3 separate regions of the Homo sapiens genome follow, and all the other regions are linked to region 1. A link is a contact called in ENCODE Hi-C or POLR2A ChIA-PET data. All regions are on one chromosome and are shown on one strand. Each heading gives the region's core, a stretch centred on a gene start or an enhancer-like site at or near the end of the contact. The rest is flanking DNA. Distances are from core to core; before and after follow the strand shown.

What was found. A loop is a pair of places that touch in the nucleus more often than their neighbours do. ChIA-PET counts read pairs that join two places held with the same protein, here RNA polymerase II (POLR2A). Pooled maps may share reads with other maps.
Region 2: a pooled map shows a loop between it and region 1 (6-fold over the local background). The contact joins two enhancer-like sites. A Hi-C loop is called at or near these places in 1 of 37 single-sample maps with no recorded cell type and 4 of 50 pooled maps. POLR2A ChIA-PET finds 5 or more read pairs at or near these places in 1 of 52 experiments (IMR-90).
Region 3: a pooled map shows a loop between it and region 1 (5-fold over the local background). The contact joins the promoter of BCLAF3 here to the enhancer-like site in region 1. A Hi-C loop is called at or near these places in 4 of 50 pooled maps. POLR2A ChIA-PET finds 5 or more read pairs at or near these places in 2 of 52 experiments (OCI-LY7 and naive thymus-derived CD8-positive, alpha-beta T cell).

The regions. Positions count from the first base shown.
Region 1 is chrX:19,624,263-19,629,136 of GRCh38, reverse strand. All of the region lies in intron 8 of SH3KBP1 (SH3 domain containing kinase binding protein 1), which reads left to right. Among named protein-coding and RNA genes, the nearest start is that of MAP3K15, 110 kb to the right of the region's middle. RefSeq lists an enhancer at 2,782-3,981. Within about 2 kb of position 1,881, at least 5 of the 41 ENCODE cell types and tissues checked have a DNase peak (open chromatin) inside an H3K27ac peak, as active enhancers do.
Region 2 is chrX:20,064,810-20,069,683 of GRCh38, reverse strand. The region is part of intron 1 of MAP7D2 (MAP7 domain containing 2); the gene reads left to right. Among named protein-coding and RNA genes, the nearest start is that of MAP7D2, 50 kb to the left of the region's middle. Within about 2 kb of position 1,868, at least 4 of the 41 ENCODE cell types and tissues checked have a DNase peak (open chromatin) inside an H3K27ac peak, as active enhancers do.
Region 3 is chrX:19,988,810-19,993,683 of GRCh38, reverse strand. BCLAF3 (BCLAF1 and THRAP3 family member 3) reads left to right here and starts at 2,623. Exons shown (of 12, transcript NM_001367774.2): 1 at 2,623-2,776. It overlaps LOC729609 (a long non-coding RNA gene), which reads left to right and starts at 3,905. Exons shown (of 2, transcript NR_024440.1): 1 at 3,905-3,998. RefSeq lists silencers at 2,281-2,710, 2,751-2,800, 2,871-3,240.

The DNA.
Region 1 (4,874 bases), core at 632-3,131:
TTTTTGTTTGTTTTGCTTTATTTTGTTTTTGAGACAGGGTCTCACTCTGTCGCCCAGGCTGGAGTGCAATCGTGTGATCTCGGCTCACTGCAACTTCCACCTCCCAGGTTCGTGCGATTCTCCCACCTCAGCCTCCTGAGTAGCTGGGATTACAGGTGTGTGCCTGTACAGTAAATCATGCCTGGCTAATTTTTGTATTTCTAGTAGAGACGGGGTTTTACCATGTTGCTCAGGCTGGTCTTGAACTCCTGACCTCAAGTGATCCACGCGCCTCAGCCTCCCAAAGTGCTGTGATTACAGGCGTGAGCCACTGCAGCCGGCCTAGCCACTGCACCCGGCTTCCAGTTTGCTGGGTTTTTTTGGATAGCTAATCACACAGCCAGTCTTAACTCATGCTGCTTGGGCCCATTTTAGAGCTTGCTGCTTAAGAAAATCCTTTGTGCTCTATCATTTTGCTTTTATTATTTTTTTATACAACCTGCTGGGAAATCAAATCTCTTGCTATCCTGTGCTTGTGCAGATTTTTACTTTTATTTCCATAAAATGCCTGCCAGCCTTAACCTAGCATTCCAGTTTGCCGGAAGCGGTGTGTTCAGATGACAAGTGCCATGTAGGCTACCAGCTCCCAGAACCAGGGTTTGAATCCCAGCTCCACTGTTCCTGGCTGTGTCTTTTCGGGCATGTTGCTTACCCCCTCTGAGTCTGAGTTTCCTCAGCCATAAAGCAAGGGCCATAAAGCTGACCTCACAGGGCTGCTGCGAGGATTTACTCTGGCAGGGAGGAGTCTGTCAGTGGCACCCATAATTCTAGGAATTGTCACCCAACCCTGGCTGCTCTTTCTTGGGCCCTGGAAGTGGGAATGGAAGGGCTGTTGTGTCTGAGCCCAGTTTGCTGCTGAGGCTGGAATGCCATGACGTTAAGTAGGTTAAAATGGTGAAAAATCCACCTAAAATAGTTAAGTGTTCACAGTGGAGGAGATTTTAGCAAGAATTTGGAAAGAAAACATGCCATAAATATTTTGCTTGCTGAAAGTGGGAAGAATGGAGTCGGAGCCTGTAAAACCCTGCTGACATTATAGAAGATTGTTACTCTTCCTCTAAGTTAGGAATCGCCCAGAAGTTCATTGAGATGATTGTATACTATTGCTATTATAAAATGAATGGTTTCACCATGATCTGTTTAATATGCATTCTGATACGCATATTTATTGGATGTAGGAGTTGAGGTGAAAGACCTGAACTGCTGTTCTCTAAATTCTGTGTTCGCCGTAGAGGTTCCTGATAGACCCCGAATTCCTCTGACATTTACTTTGGTATCATTGAAGGTGGTTTCCCTTTGCCCTGCTTTTCTGTGCTGTAGCAGGAGTCACAGAGCAGGCTTTGCCCTCATTTTTAGCCCCAGATTGTCAGTTCATGTGGCTTTCTAGAAAATGAGTCAGACACCTTTAGTGGGTGTGTATAAGCCCTCTGCAGTTCCTGAAATAATGTGCAAAGACCCAAACTATTTCTGTATGTCCCTGGAAGCCAGGAGGAAATGTGGCAACCTGAATGGTTTGTTTTCTAGTTTATTTATAAAGAATTCTTGTGAATTTAGGAACATTTCCACTCGTGCAGAACACACCTGTGTTTAGCTTTTATTTCCAGTCACTCAAAAATAACTCCCGTGTCTGTGTTCCTGCCACCCCCATCCCTGCCTTCCTGATTTGTGCTCAGAGTGTGTTTGAAAAGGTTCCGAAGCTTCTGGGTCTCATCCCAACTGGAGAAGCTTCCTGGAGAAGGGCTGAGGGCAGCTTGGCAGGAGCTATGCCAGGGCTCAGCTGCAAGGGTGAGATGGCCATTGGAAGGTGTCCCACGCTGTGGCCGCTGCCGCTTGGGGCAGAATGAGCCCAGCTGTGGAGAGTGGCCATGTTCCCACTCTTGGCCAACAGCCTCCTGGCCTCAGAGCAACAGCCATTCCTCACAGCTCCCACTAACCTAGGAGGAAAGGCTTCCTCTGTGACCCTATTGTAAACAAGGACCTTTAGGTGTTTCTTATCAAACAGGCTTCCTTGGGTAGTTGTGTCTTTGACCCTTAAGCATACCCAACCTCCCTGTCTTCATTGTTTTAAGCCTATTTGATGACATCAAGATGAACGCTTAGAAAGCTAACGTTATTGGTCAAAATCGTGGAGTCGTAGAGATGGAGGGAAGGGAACGGAAGCAATATTAGCTAGCATTAATGTTCATGGAAGGAAACTGATAGACACACCCTAGAGAAAGAGGGGACCCAGGCCGGGCTCAGTGGCTCCCGTCTCTAATCCTAGCAGTTTGAGTGGCTGAGACGGGAGGATCACTTGAGCCTGGGAGTTTGAGACCAGCCTGAACAACATGGTGAAACCCCATCTTCACCAAAAAATACAAAAATTAGCCAGGTGTGGTGTTGTGTTCCTATAGTTCCAGCTACTTGGGAGGCTGAGGCGGGAGGGTTGCCTGAGCCCAGGAGGTTGAGGCTGCAGTGAGCCATAATTGTGCCACTGCACTCAGGCCTAGGGGACAGAGTGAGACCCTGTCCCCCAAACCACAAAAAAGAGGGGACCCAGAATATTAGCTAAAGACGGTTAGTGGCATCCCCAACACAGTAGTACAGTCATCTTTCCTTGGACCATGAGGATTATCCACTGAAGATTATTGACAACAATTTTAATTTGCACCCTGTCCTCTTCCCCTCACAATGTTCGTTCACTCATTCATTCATTCATTCATTCATTCATTCATACATCGAAGAATATTTATGGTGTGCCAGGAGCTGTGCAAAATGCTGGAATACAATGGTAAGCCAAAAATTCAAACCAGGAATTTTGCTTCTTTGTAGGGACCCCAAGTATTTGGAGCTAGACATGCTGTGAGGGCACAGTTAGAACCGCTCCTTTTCATCTCTACCTCAATATGTTTTCCTCCCTCCTGTCCCAGACAACAGTTGAACATTTAATTAACTTAATGATAGCTAGATCTTTCTCCAGGACCACAGCTTCCCAGCACAGGATTCTGAACCACTGGCAGCAAGAGCCCGGGACCATCATCACCATTCCCCTTTCCTCAGGAGTCTCCCCGGAGCTCAGCATTTCCCCTCATCTTCACAGCAACCCCGGGAATTAGGTGGGACCATGCGTGTTCTCTGCAGATTACAAAGGAGGAGCAGAGGCCCAGAGTGCTGAAGCAGCTTTCCCGAGGGACTCCCAGCAAGTCAGTGGCAGAGCCAGGTCAGAGGCATCTGCTGACCCTGGGCCAAGTGCTCTTGGAACTTGGGGGCTGGGCAAGGTGGTAACTGCGGGTGGAGTTCGTGTTTCCTGTGGGGCTGAGTCACTTCCAGAGGTGACTCTTGTCTACTCATTGAGAGTCCTCATTGTTACTGGATATCCAGGGCAAGTGTCTGTGGAGTTTCCTTTGTAAGGTAATGACATTATCATTGTTACTTAGCAGAAAAACAGTATTACCATGCCATCACCCCATCCTTTGTTGCTGATGCTCGCGTTTTGAAATCTATGTTTCCGATCTGTTAGGGTCAGGACATCACTGTGGTGGTTTCTGGATCATCCATGACTGTAGGAGTCCACTGCCACCTCTAAAAGAGTGAAATGATGGTCCATGCAGAGGGAATGATGAGTTCAGCTCAGGGTTGACATTGGTTCTTTTTGTGCCTGAGGCCTGCCTCCCCAACTGCTTTCTTCCAGTTTCTTCCCATGCCCAGAGTATTTTGCCTTCCTCTTTTCTTCCTAGCCTGGTTGCCACTTAGCTTTCCACTCGCTGTCGGGGGGCAAAAAAAAATGCAGGCGGGAGTCCTGAGGCCCTTCCTAAGACATTCTGTGATCAACTCTGTTATTTTTTTTGTTCTAATGTTTATTTCCCCTTCCTGCCTCCCTCCCATTAATTCATTAATGAACTAAAACATGTATTCATGAGAAAAATGTTTTCAGACTTCCTTGCTTCCCACCCCACAGGAAAATAAGGTTGCCTTCACAAAGAGAAGCAGCCTCAGGAATCTCAAGCAAGATCCTTAGCTTGGCAGGAAGAAAGCCGATCAGCTAAATCGATTGCTGGCCCTGACCCTTTCTCTCTGAACTGCTGAAGCTTTTAGCAGAGCTCAAATGGTAGGATTAAATGTGGTTCCAAGGGTGAGGAGTAAATTAGCACGTGTCACCCTGAAGATGATGACATGCTGACAGACCCATTAGACAGACATGTTTTATGAGTGAATGAAGAAGTTAAGCATAGGTCTGGGATCATCTGGGTTTACAGACATTTGGAAAATGTCAGTGTTGAGCAAATGAGTCATTGATGTCATAGAATGTATTTCTTGCAGCATGGCCTATCTTGTTAGACTGCTTATGTCCTTATTCTAGACAAAAGTCACAATATATCTCCTCCTCAGAGCATTTAAAACCCAAAGGAGTATAATTTGTTGCTGTTTTGTCTTCCTTTTATAAGTAGCCAGGACACTGGGACCAGTGAGAAGAATCATTACCATCACACAGACATAGTTTTAAATTACATGAGGATGGTAAACATAGGGCTTGGGGTGGGAGAAAATATCGTTTTAGTTCACCAGTAGACAGTTGTTGAAAGGCCACCCCAACATTTTGATGGTCGTTATTATAGATTTTTCCTTTGTATCATGGACAGATGAGCTTGCAGCTGATGTAAATTCCCAGGTGCATATGCCTACACAAATTATATAAAACTGTCTAAAGAGATCCTGTGTTTGTTCAACCTAATTGTCATATCTCTGCAGAATGTTGTGCTAAAGTGGCAGGACATCAGTAATCCCCCATCTTGGAATACTTTTTTTTCCCCTCTGCAACACACAGAAAAAAAAAATCTGTAGGTATCTTAAGGAAT
Region 2 (4,874 bases), core at 619-3,118, 440 kb before region 1:
CACTGATACAATCAAGACAGAGTACATTTCATGATGCCTTTTATAGACATCCACTTCCCTCCCACCCCTACCCTCTCAACCCCTGGCAAGCATGTAGGCATGGATCTGTTCTCCATAAGTTCTTATGGAGTTCAAAGGTAAAACTGGGTCCCTGGTTTTAAAAAAAGAAAGAGATGGCCATAGACTGTGGCTCATGCCTGTAATCTCAGCACTTTAGGAGGCTGAGGCAGGAAGATTGCTTTAGCCTAGGAGTTCCAACATCAGCCTGGGCAACATAGGGAGACCTTGTCTCTACTGAAAAATAAAAAAATTAGCCAGGCATGGTGGCACATACCTGTGGTTCCAGCTACGTGGGAGGCTGAGGTGGGAGGATCACTTAAGCCCAAGAGTTGGAGGCTGCAGTGAGCAATGATCGTGCCACTGTACTCCAGTTTGGGCAACCAACAGAGTGATATCCTGTCTCAAAAAGATAAAAAAAAGATGATAAATGCACACAAATAGGGCACATGGACAAAGGATGATTGGGTAGGAAAGTTAGACATTTTAGGATTTCAGGCCATACATAAAGACTTTCTTTTGGAACTGAATTCAGCACTGTATTAGTCTATTTTCACACTGCTGATAAAGACATATCCAAGACTGGGAAGAAAAGGAGGTTTAATTGGACTTAGAGTTCCAAATGGCTGGGGAGGCCTCAGAATCATGGAGGGAGGCGAAAGGCATTTCTTACATGGCAGCGGCAAGAGAAAATGAGGAAGATGCAAACGCAGAAATAAAATCATCAGATCTCGTGAGACTTATTCACTACCATGAGAACAGTATGGGGAATACTGCCCCCATGATTGAAATTATCTCCCACCAGTTCCCTCCCACAACACCTGGGAATTATGGGAGTACAATTCAAGATGAGATTTGGGTGGGGACACAGAGCCAAACCATATCAAGCATTACTTCTTGGATACACTGTGTCTTTAGAGGGCATCTCCTGGTGTTAGTGTTCACAGTAATCTACCTCAATTCCTCTGGTTTAAATCTGGCTGTGTTTTGGTAATAACTGGTTTATTTGTTAGAGGCCATGGTTTGTGCTCCAGCCCTCCTTACCTCGGAATGAGCTCAAGGGCTTTTTGACAGCCTTTGGGAGAAACATGTAGAGTCAGAAGGTGGAAGCTGGAGATGAGTTAATTTGGCTTCTCTTGGAATGGATATTCTCAAAATGTTTGCTCAACAATTAAGCAGAAGAAGCAGATGCTGTGTGGAAGAAGCTTTACTCATCCAGTAAATCTCAATCCCGACTGAACTCAGACTTCCTTATCCACATGTGCCCCAGAGCAGCTAGACGTGCAGAGAGAGAATCACAGGAGGGAGCTGCCAGGCTTCTCACTGCAGGGTGGTAACCGCCAGCCACATGTGGCTATTAAGCGCCTAAAGTGTGCCCAGTGTGACTAAAGAACTGAACTGTAACTGTACTTAATTTTGATATGAAATTTAAATAGCCATGTATAGCTCATGGCTACCAAATGAACACAGAGATTCCACATTGCCCATGTTGGGCTGTTTGAGTCACTCCACCCCTTTCAGTGGGATAAAACTGAATTTAAAAAAGAAAGAGACGGCCATGCATTGTGGCATGAGCAAGGAGAGGCCTTACAGCTTCCCCCAGGGTCCTCTGTAACCCCTTCCCCACCCAGCATCAGCCCTAAAACATTGCTGAGCAAACATTTTCAAACCACTAGTGTGAGGAGGAAGCTGCTAATTAGCCTGCCTGGACAGGAGCCACATCTGTGTCCAGCTGGGCCAGCGCTTGGCTCACAGTACTGCTTACTTCATACTGCTCTAATGAGTCACACTTGACTTCTCTTTAGATTTGCAAGCTCATTCTTGGGGCCAGGTTAAGATTTGTTCCCTGCATGCATCACTTCGTTACAGCACTAAGACTAAGGTGTTACATTTCTTCCCGTGCCAGGGAAGCAGCACAGAAAAGCGGTAACTGAGAATGTGGGTCCTTTCCGCCAGATGTGAGAGATTAGGAAAAAAAAATTTAATGGTTTTTAAAGTGGGTCCTGAAGCCAGTTTCTTGCATTGGAATCTGGCTTCAAGTGCCTCTGTTTCTACACCTGTAAGACAAGGATCATCACAGCACCTCTGTCATCATAGGGTGGTTGGGCTGAGAAAGTCTGAGCAGTGCACTTTGTCCTTGGGAACTGCTCAGTTATTACCTCTTATTATGATGATGCTGGTGATGATGACTGTGAGCATGATAATAAAGATTTTCTGGAAAGATGATTTGAAGGTGTGACTCTCATGTGTGTCCATGAGAGGGCAGCCTAAAATCATGCATGTCTGTGGAACAAGCAGCCTCTGTAAAGCCTCAAGGTAATGTGGGCAGTTTCAAGTGTGTTTGGCCCTTTTTCTTCTCTGTTTTTCTTTTTTCCCTCTGTTTGAAGAGCGCTTTCAGCCATTTTCAGGCTTACTTTAGATACGGAGCAGGCCCATGAACACCTAGAGGGCAGCATGGGCAGTACAGAGCTAGGTTCAGGCCCTGCCTGGGTGGGTGAGTTTGTGTAGGTGCCAATGAGAGCGTCTGTCTAGGCGTCCTAGGCTTTTCTTTGTAACTTTTCACACAGAACTAATTCTTATTAATCAGACTCTTGAGGTAGACACTAGAACCTGACTGTGTTTAGAGAAAAAAGAAACTTGATTTTCTATGCTTGTTCCCCTTCCACTAACTTCACACCTGCCTCTGAGCATTGTGTGCATGCATTGGTGCCACCATGTAAGGGGACAGTGGCCGGAGCTGTATAGACCCAGAGTTGCATCAGCCACACATGGCTCTGGAACACACCAGGGGAGACTGAGTTACAGAGAGAGCAGAATAAGAGTCCTCAAACCATGTGGGAGCACAGAGCATCATAGGGCTGGGGGACAGTGGGGGTCTTGAAGATGGGCAGGGTTTAAACAGATGGAGCAGGGTAGAATAAAGGATGGCATGAGCTAGAAGGTGCATGGGAGAAAGGGCAGTGCTGAGGTAAAGTTGGGAAAAGAGTTTGGAGTCAGATTGCGGGGTGGCTGGAATGAGCTGAGGAGTTGGCCTTTAAATTTTTGATGACGTTCATATTGTTGATAGTGTCATAATGATTAAGAGATGACCAAAAACAAAATGAAGAATGGCACTTGGATTTTTCTAGTACTTATCTCATTTTAATATCCCTGATATTTAATCTAGGCTGCAAAACCAGATGTATGTGGGGAATCATGACAATCCAGTGTTTGTCACGCCATCCCCCTTCCTCATTCCCACTGCCTACACTGTGGGCCAGGCCTTCAGGCCTCCCTCCTGGACAGCAGCAGGAACCTCCTTAGAAGAAGCACAGGTTGCTGTGGCAGCAAGGCACACTATGATGCCAACTTGTGATGCTCCCAGAGAGGAAGGCACAGATGCTGGGGAAGTGAACCTGGTTATATTAACATGAAAGCTGACTTCTAAAGAATGGTGTGCTTCTTTGGGAGGCCGAGGCGGGTGGATCATGAGGTCAGGAGATCGAGACCATCCTGGCTAACAAGGTGAAACCCCGTCTCTACTAAAAATACAAAAAATTAGCCGGGCGCGGTGGCGGGCGCCTGTAGTCCCAGCTACTCGGGAGGCTGAGGCAGGAGAATGGCGTGAACCCGGGAAGCGGAGCTTGCAGTGAGCCGAGATTGCACCACTGCAGTCCGCAGTCCGGCCTGGGCGACAGAGCGAGACTCCGTCTCAAAAAAAAAAAAAAAAGAATGGTGTGCTTAAATATTATATACATAATATACTGGGTCCAGTTGTAACAGAGTGCAGTAAATTATTTGTAATCCTAAAATGATCATGAAGATCCATTTAATCTTTTGTTTAGAAAGCCCTTTAGGGTTCTGCAGGGGTTGGTTGGAGATGAAAAGCTCCAGGGATATTTCTCAGACATTTTCGGGGAAGTTGTCATTTGTTCCATCTTATTTGTTGTAGATATTTGGATGATTCTAAGATACTAAGATTGACATTGGCACAAACTTGGCAGAACCAAAATTGAACTTGAGTGTTGTCTTTCATAGTGCTCACCCAAGGAGCTCATACGTTGGCTCCTTTCAGAAAGTAGGCCGGGCATGGTGGCTCACACCTGTAATCCCAGCACTTTGGGAGGCCAAGGTGGGCGAATCATCTGAGGTCAGGAGTTTGAGACTAGCCTGGCCAACATGATGAAACCCCATCTCTACTAAAAATACAAAAATTAGCCATGCGTGGTTGCACGCACCTGTAATCCCAGCTACTCGAGAGGCTGAGGCAGGAGAATCGCTTGAACCTGGGAGGCAGAGGTTGCAGTGAGCCAAGGTCGCGCCACCGCATTCCAGCCCAGGCGACAGAGTGAGACTCTGTCTCAAAAAAAAAAAAAAAAAAAAGTAAAATGTTCAGTGTCTGTGTAATGAGCAGTATTCAAAATTTTGTCCATTTTTGTGCTTCTCCTCTCCCCCAGGTGGTCCTGCTTCAGGCTTGGGAGCCTGACTAGACGAGGCCTAGTGGGCTTCTCTGCACACTGCCAGGCCCGTCTGTCACTTACTGTACTTTCTGACCCCTTGTCTGCCTGGGGGCAAAGGATTAAGGAAGGGGCTTTGTCCTCTGGGGCTGATGTTGGCCCAACTACAGGACAGCTTGGCAGGTGCATGCGAAAGTGGTAGCTGCTGCCCCTCAGCTGTGTGTGTCATGGAGAGTGACAGATTGGACTTCCTTTGGTTGAAGTGATGGAGATGGATGATGTGCACGTGCAGTCAGACTCGGGTGCCATGCCCAGTTGCCTATAGTACTTAGCAGATAGGGAAAGAGTGAAGAACTGAAACATAATCTAGTTTTCTCCTTT
Region 3 (4,874 bases), core at 1,374-3,873, 360 kb before region 1:
GAATTGCTTGAACCTGGGAGGCGGAGGTTGCAGTGAGCCAAGATTGCATCATTGCACTCCAGCCTGGGTGACAAGAGAGAGACTCCGTCTCAAAAAAATAAATAAATAAATAAAAATAAAAAAATAAAACAGAGAACTAATACAGCTAATTGCTCTTCCTAAAAGAGAGATTAGAGCTAATGGAGCAGAAACAATTCTTGAAGATAGAATGGAAGAAAATGTTTCTGAATTGAGGCCATATATATGCAGGTGAAAAAGGACTCACACCTCTTAACCAGAAAGAAAAAGCATTATTTATTCTTACATTACAAAAACTTTAGTATGACCAGAGCATTGTGTACAAGGGGAAGAGAGGCTAGAGTTTGTATGCTGTTTGAAAGCATGTTCCCTGCCAAACAGGAAGCAAAGTCATATATGAAGAAAGGAAAATGATCATTTGCATAAGGCTTAAAAAGAGTGGTAAAAGGGTTTGTAACAGCAATTATTGGAAAAAAGATCACATAAAAGGGTCACATAAAATGATTACAAAGTGCTATCAGGCTCTCCACTGTGGTGGGCATCCACACATTTGTAGTGGCATCATTCTTTGATAGTTGTGTGGCTTTCTCCCCGCCCAAGCAGTGTTTGGAAATGTAGACGTAGGAATGGAAAATGCAGACTGGAGTTTTAAGTGGTAGTTTAATGTTAGGACAAGTCAAAGGGCAAAGCAGGGGGCTCTGCTTACAAGAGTGGTTGAAGGCTGGGCACAGTGGCTCCTGCCTGTAATCCCAACACTTAGGGAGGCCGAGGCAGCAGGATCACTTGAGCCTAGAAGTTCCAGAACAGCCTGGGCAACATGGCGAAACCCTGTCTCTACAAAAAAAAATTTTTTTTTTAATTAGCTGGGCATGGTGGTGCACGTCTGTTGCAACAGCTACTCTAGAGGCTGAGGCAGGAGTGTCACTTGAGCCCAGGAGTTTGAGGTTACAGTGAGCTATGATTATGCCACTGTACTCCAGCCAGGACCACGACCAAGTGAGACCCCTGACTCTTAAAAAAAAAAACAACAAAAAAAGGCCGGGACGCGGTGGCTCATGCCTGTCATCCCAGCACTTTGAGAGGCTGAGACAGGCGGATCACTTGAGATCAGGAGTTTGAGACCAGCCTGGCCAACATGGTGAAACCCCGTCTCTACTAAAAATACAAAAATTAGCCGGGCATGGTGGCGCACACCTGTAATCCCAGCTACTCAGGAGGCTGAGGCAGGAGGATCACTTGAACCTGGGAGGCAGAGGTTGCAGTGAGCCGAGATCGCACCACTGCACTCCAGCCTGGGTGACAAGAGCCAGACTCTATCTCTAAATAAATAAATAGGCCGTGCGCTGTGGCTCACGCCTGTAATCTCAGCACTCTGGGAGGCTGAGGCGGGAGGATCACCTGAGGTCAGGAGTTCGAGACCAGCCTGGCCGACATGGGGAAACCCTGTCTCTACTAAAAAAAAAAAAAAAATTAGCCGGGCATGGTGGCGCAGCCTGTAATCCCAGCTACTCAGGAGGCTGAGGCAGGAGAATCACTTGAACCCGGGAGGCAGAGGTTGCAGTGAACCGAGATCACACCACTGCACTCCAGCATGGGTGACAGAGATTCTGTCTCAAAATAAATAAATAAGTAAAAATAAAAAAGTGGTTGTAGTCAAAGGCTATGGGTTTAAGTTGGGTAGTGGGATTTCAACATTTAAGGTTTTAGAGATGGAGCAGTATCAAGTGATGAATATCTAGATTTTCTAGACTACGGGTGAACAAAGTAGAAGTAAAGGTCATTCGGATTGAGGAACTGAAGGAAACCAGGCTGGGTTGTGGATGTTGGATTCATTGGGAGGATGGCAGTAAATCAGATGGAGAGGAAAACTAATGCCAGACAGTCAGTAGGTGACAGTGACAAGGGAGGGCAAAAGGTGTTACTACCAGATGGCACAGAGCCTGAAAGAGCTATTTCACAAGGGGAAGAAAGAATATCAGTGTCAAGCGGAAAGCTTCAAGAGTGAAGAAGACACACTACCTTTGAGGCTGGTGCATGGAGTGTGGGAGGGGAGAAACCAAGCGAGTAGACAGAGATGAGGCAATCTTTTGAATTGGATGACGGATAGATGTTGGTACCATCCGACCATTTGGGAAGTCCAGAGGGGAGGCTTTGTTTTCCGGGAATATGCTTAATTTGAGGAGTGGGAAATGGATAGAGGGTAGGTGAATGGTTAGAGATCTGCACAAAGCTGGAAGGCCCACGGGATCAAGTTCTGCCCATGACTGAGGGGTGACCTCCAATCCCTGGGCCTTAACCCCCAGGATCCCTGGACCTGGAACGCCCATTAGGTCCCCTCCTTTCCGGCGAGAGGGCGGCAGAGGGCGCAGGCGCTCTAGCCGGACCCGGCGGGCGGGTGGCAGAGGGCGCAGGCGCCCTGGACAGAGCGGCCGCAGTGGGAACGGCCGGCAGGGGGCGCAGCGCTCTGGTCCGAGAAGCCCGGGCGGGGCACCCTCGCCGGGAGAGTAGAGGATAGGGGTCGGCTGGAGAACGGGCCCAGTGCGAGGCCGCGAGCAGTGGGCGGGGCCGGGGTGGGGGCGGGGCGAGGCGGTTCCGGAAGGAAGTGGTTCCGGGTCCCGCGGCCCGGCAGAGGTGGCTGGGGTGTCGCTGCTGTGGGAGGCGGCGGCAGAGTGAGGGGCGAGGCCCGAGGGGCCGGCGGCGGCGGCGGCGGCGGCGGCGGCGGCGGCGGCGGCGGCGGCGGCGGGGGCTTCCCGGCCGGGTGAGCGGCTCGGGGGGAGGCGGGGCGAGGAGGCCTGGGCCCGCAGGGAGGGCGTGTCCGCCACCCAGGAGGGGCGGTTCTCGGGGTGGCGGATGGGGCAGCGGGGAGGATGCGGCGGTCCGACTCGGGTTCTGTTGGGACAGCTCCTCTGCGCCCCGTAGGTCCCTCGGTCAGCGCCTTCCCTTGGGCGCGGCGACCCGGCGCGGGTTTCCAGGGGACAGCTGCCCGGCGCCCCTGAGGTCCCTCGACAGGCACGGCGACCCGGGCACCTGCTGCCGCGACCCTGATCCTCCGCCGTCGTCGGGCAGGTTGCGGTCCCCGCGGTTCCCTGCATCTGTTAAGAGGGCGGGGGCCGGGAAGGCGGTGTCCGGGGACGGTGCCCTTGTCCTCGAGGCGGCCCTGGACGCGTCGCCTGCGGGGCCTGAACCGAGGACCCCCCCGTACCCCGCTTTGTCCTGGTGAGGCGCTCCTGCCGCGCAGCGGCATCTTCCTCTGTTAACGTCGAGAATGAGTAGTGAAGGCTGCTCATTATCCTGCATTGTAAAGTAAAACTTGTCTTTTTAGAAGCGTCTCCTGAAAATTGGCGCATCTCCTGTGCTTCTCTGGGTTGTATTGGGAAACTGGGCCAGTCGCTGTCAGGACTGTCCTGTTGGTAGGTCTCGAGGGAAAGAAATGGGAGAGAAACCTACCCCGTAAATATTTTCCTACTCAGGTGCTTTTCGAACTACCTATTAGGTGATTGCCTTTTTTTTTTTTTTTTTTTTTCCTGGAACAAATTACAAACTGCAGGTAGAAATCAGGAAGGCCTCTTTAGGCTCCTCGCCAGGCAGCCTTTTTAGCATTTTTCTGAATGTGAACAGGTCCAAACGACAGAGCAGAATTTGAAAAGAAAGGTTTTGCTGCAGATTCATAACGAGGACTTTATTTTTCATTGGTATTTTAATGGTAATGGTATAGCAATGTTTTATTTTTAATGTTTTTTTTAAATGGCTACTAAAATTTTATTTTGAAATCACAGCTGTTTCAGTCACCCCCAAGAAACCTTTAAAACGTCTTATTAGAAACATTTTTATATATAGGAACATTTAGCCATTTATACACATTTCTAAGATAGAAATCACAATGAAGATACGTTGTTTCACTATTCCAAGTTCCAAGTAACCATGGTGAATATGGTTTCCCCATTCCAAGTAACCATTGTGAATGTGGTTATACACCTCCAGTCTTTTTCTATGCAGAGCTTAATACATGAGTTTTTCTAAAGTGAATTCTCTTTTGTAATTATCTTTTTCTGACTAGATAGCATGCCATTATATGGCTGTAATATTATAATTTATTTCATTGGTCATTCTCAGTTCTTCCCTATTAAAATACATTGTTGGGTAAATGTAAAAGTCCGCATATCTATGATTACTTTCGAATCTCACTCTGTCGCCCAGGCTGGAGTGTAGTGGCACGATCTCGGCTCACTGCAACCTCCACCTCCTGGGTTCAAGTGATTCCCCTGTGTCAGCCTCCCGAGTAGCTGGGACTACAGGCGTGTGCCACCATGCCCGGCTAATTTTTGTATTTTTAGTAGAGATGGGGTTTCACCATATTTGCCAGGCTGGTCTCAAACTCCTGACCTCCAGCGATCTGCCCGCCTCGGCCTCGCAAAGTGCTGGGATTACAGGTGTGAGCCACCGCGCCCGGCCCATGATTACTTTCTAAGTGTACATTCCTAGATGATAGAATTATTGGGCAGAGTATGCACATAAGGGTTTTTTTTTTTTTAATGTGAATTGCTCAATTTCCCTCTGGAAAGGATATGCTGTTTTGCACTCCTACCAACAATCTGTGAGTGTCCTTACCCACACCCTAGCAAAAGGCAACATTTAAAGGGATTTCTATAGGAATACTTTTGAGCCATACTTGTACTCTCCAACCAAGTACAACTACCCCTCTCTAGTCATCACTTTTTTCTTATTTGTTGATAGCACTTCAGCTTCTCATCTTTTATTGCGCCTTTACTATTTTGGTAAAGAAAGCTTATCTAGGTGAGGCAAAGGCGTAATAGAACAAACAAGAGATTTAAAGTTAGGATCCCCTTGAAATCCAG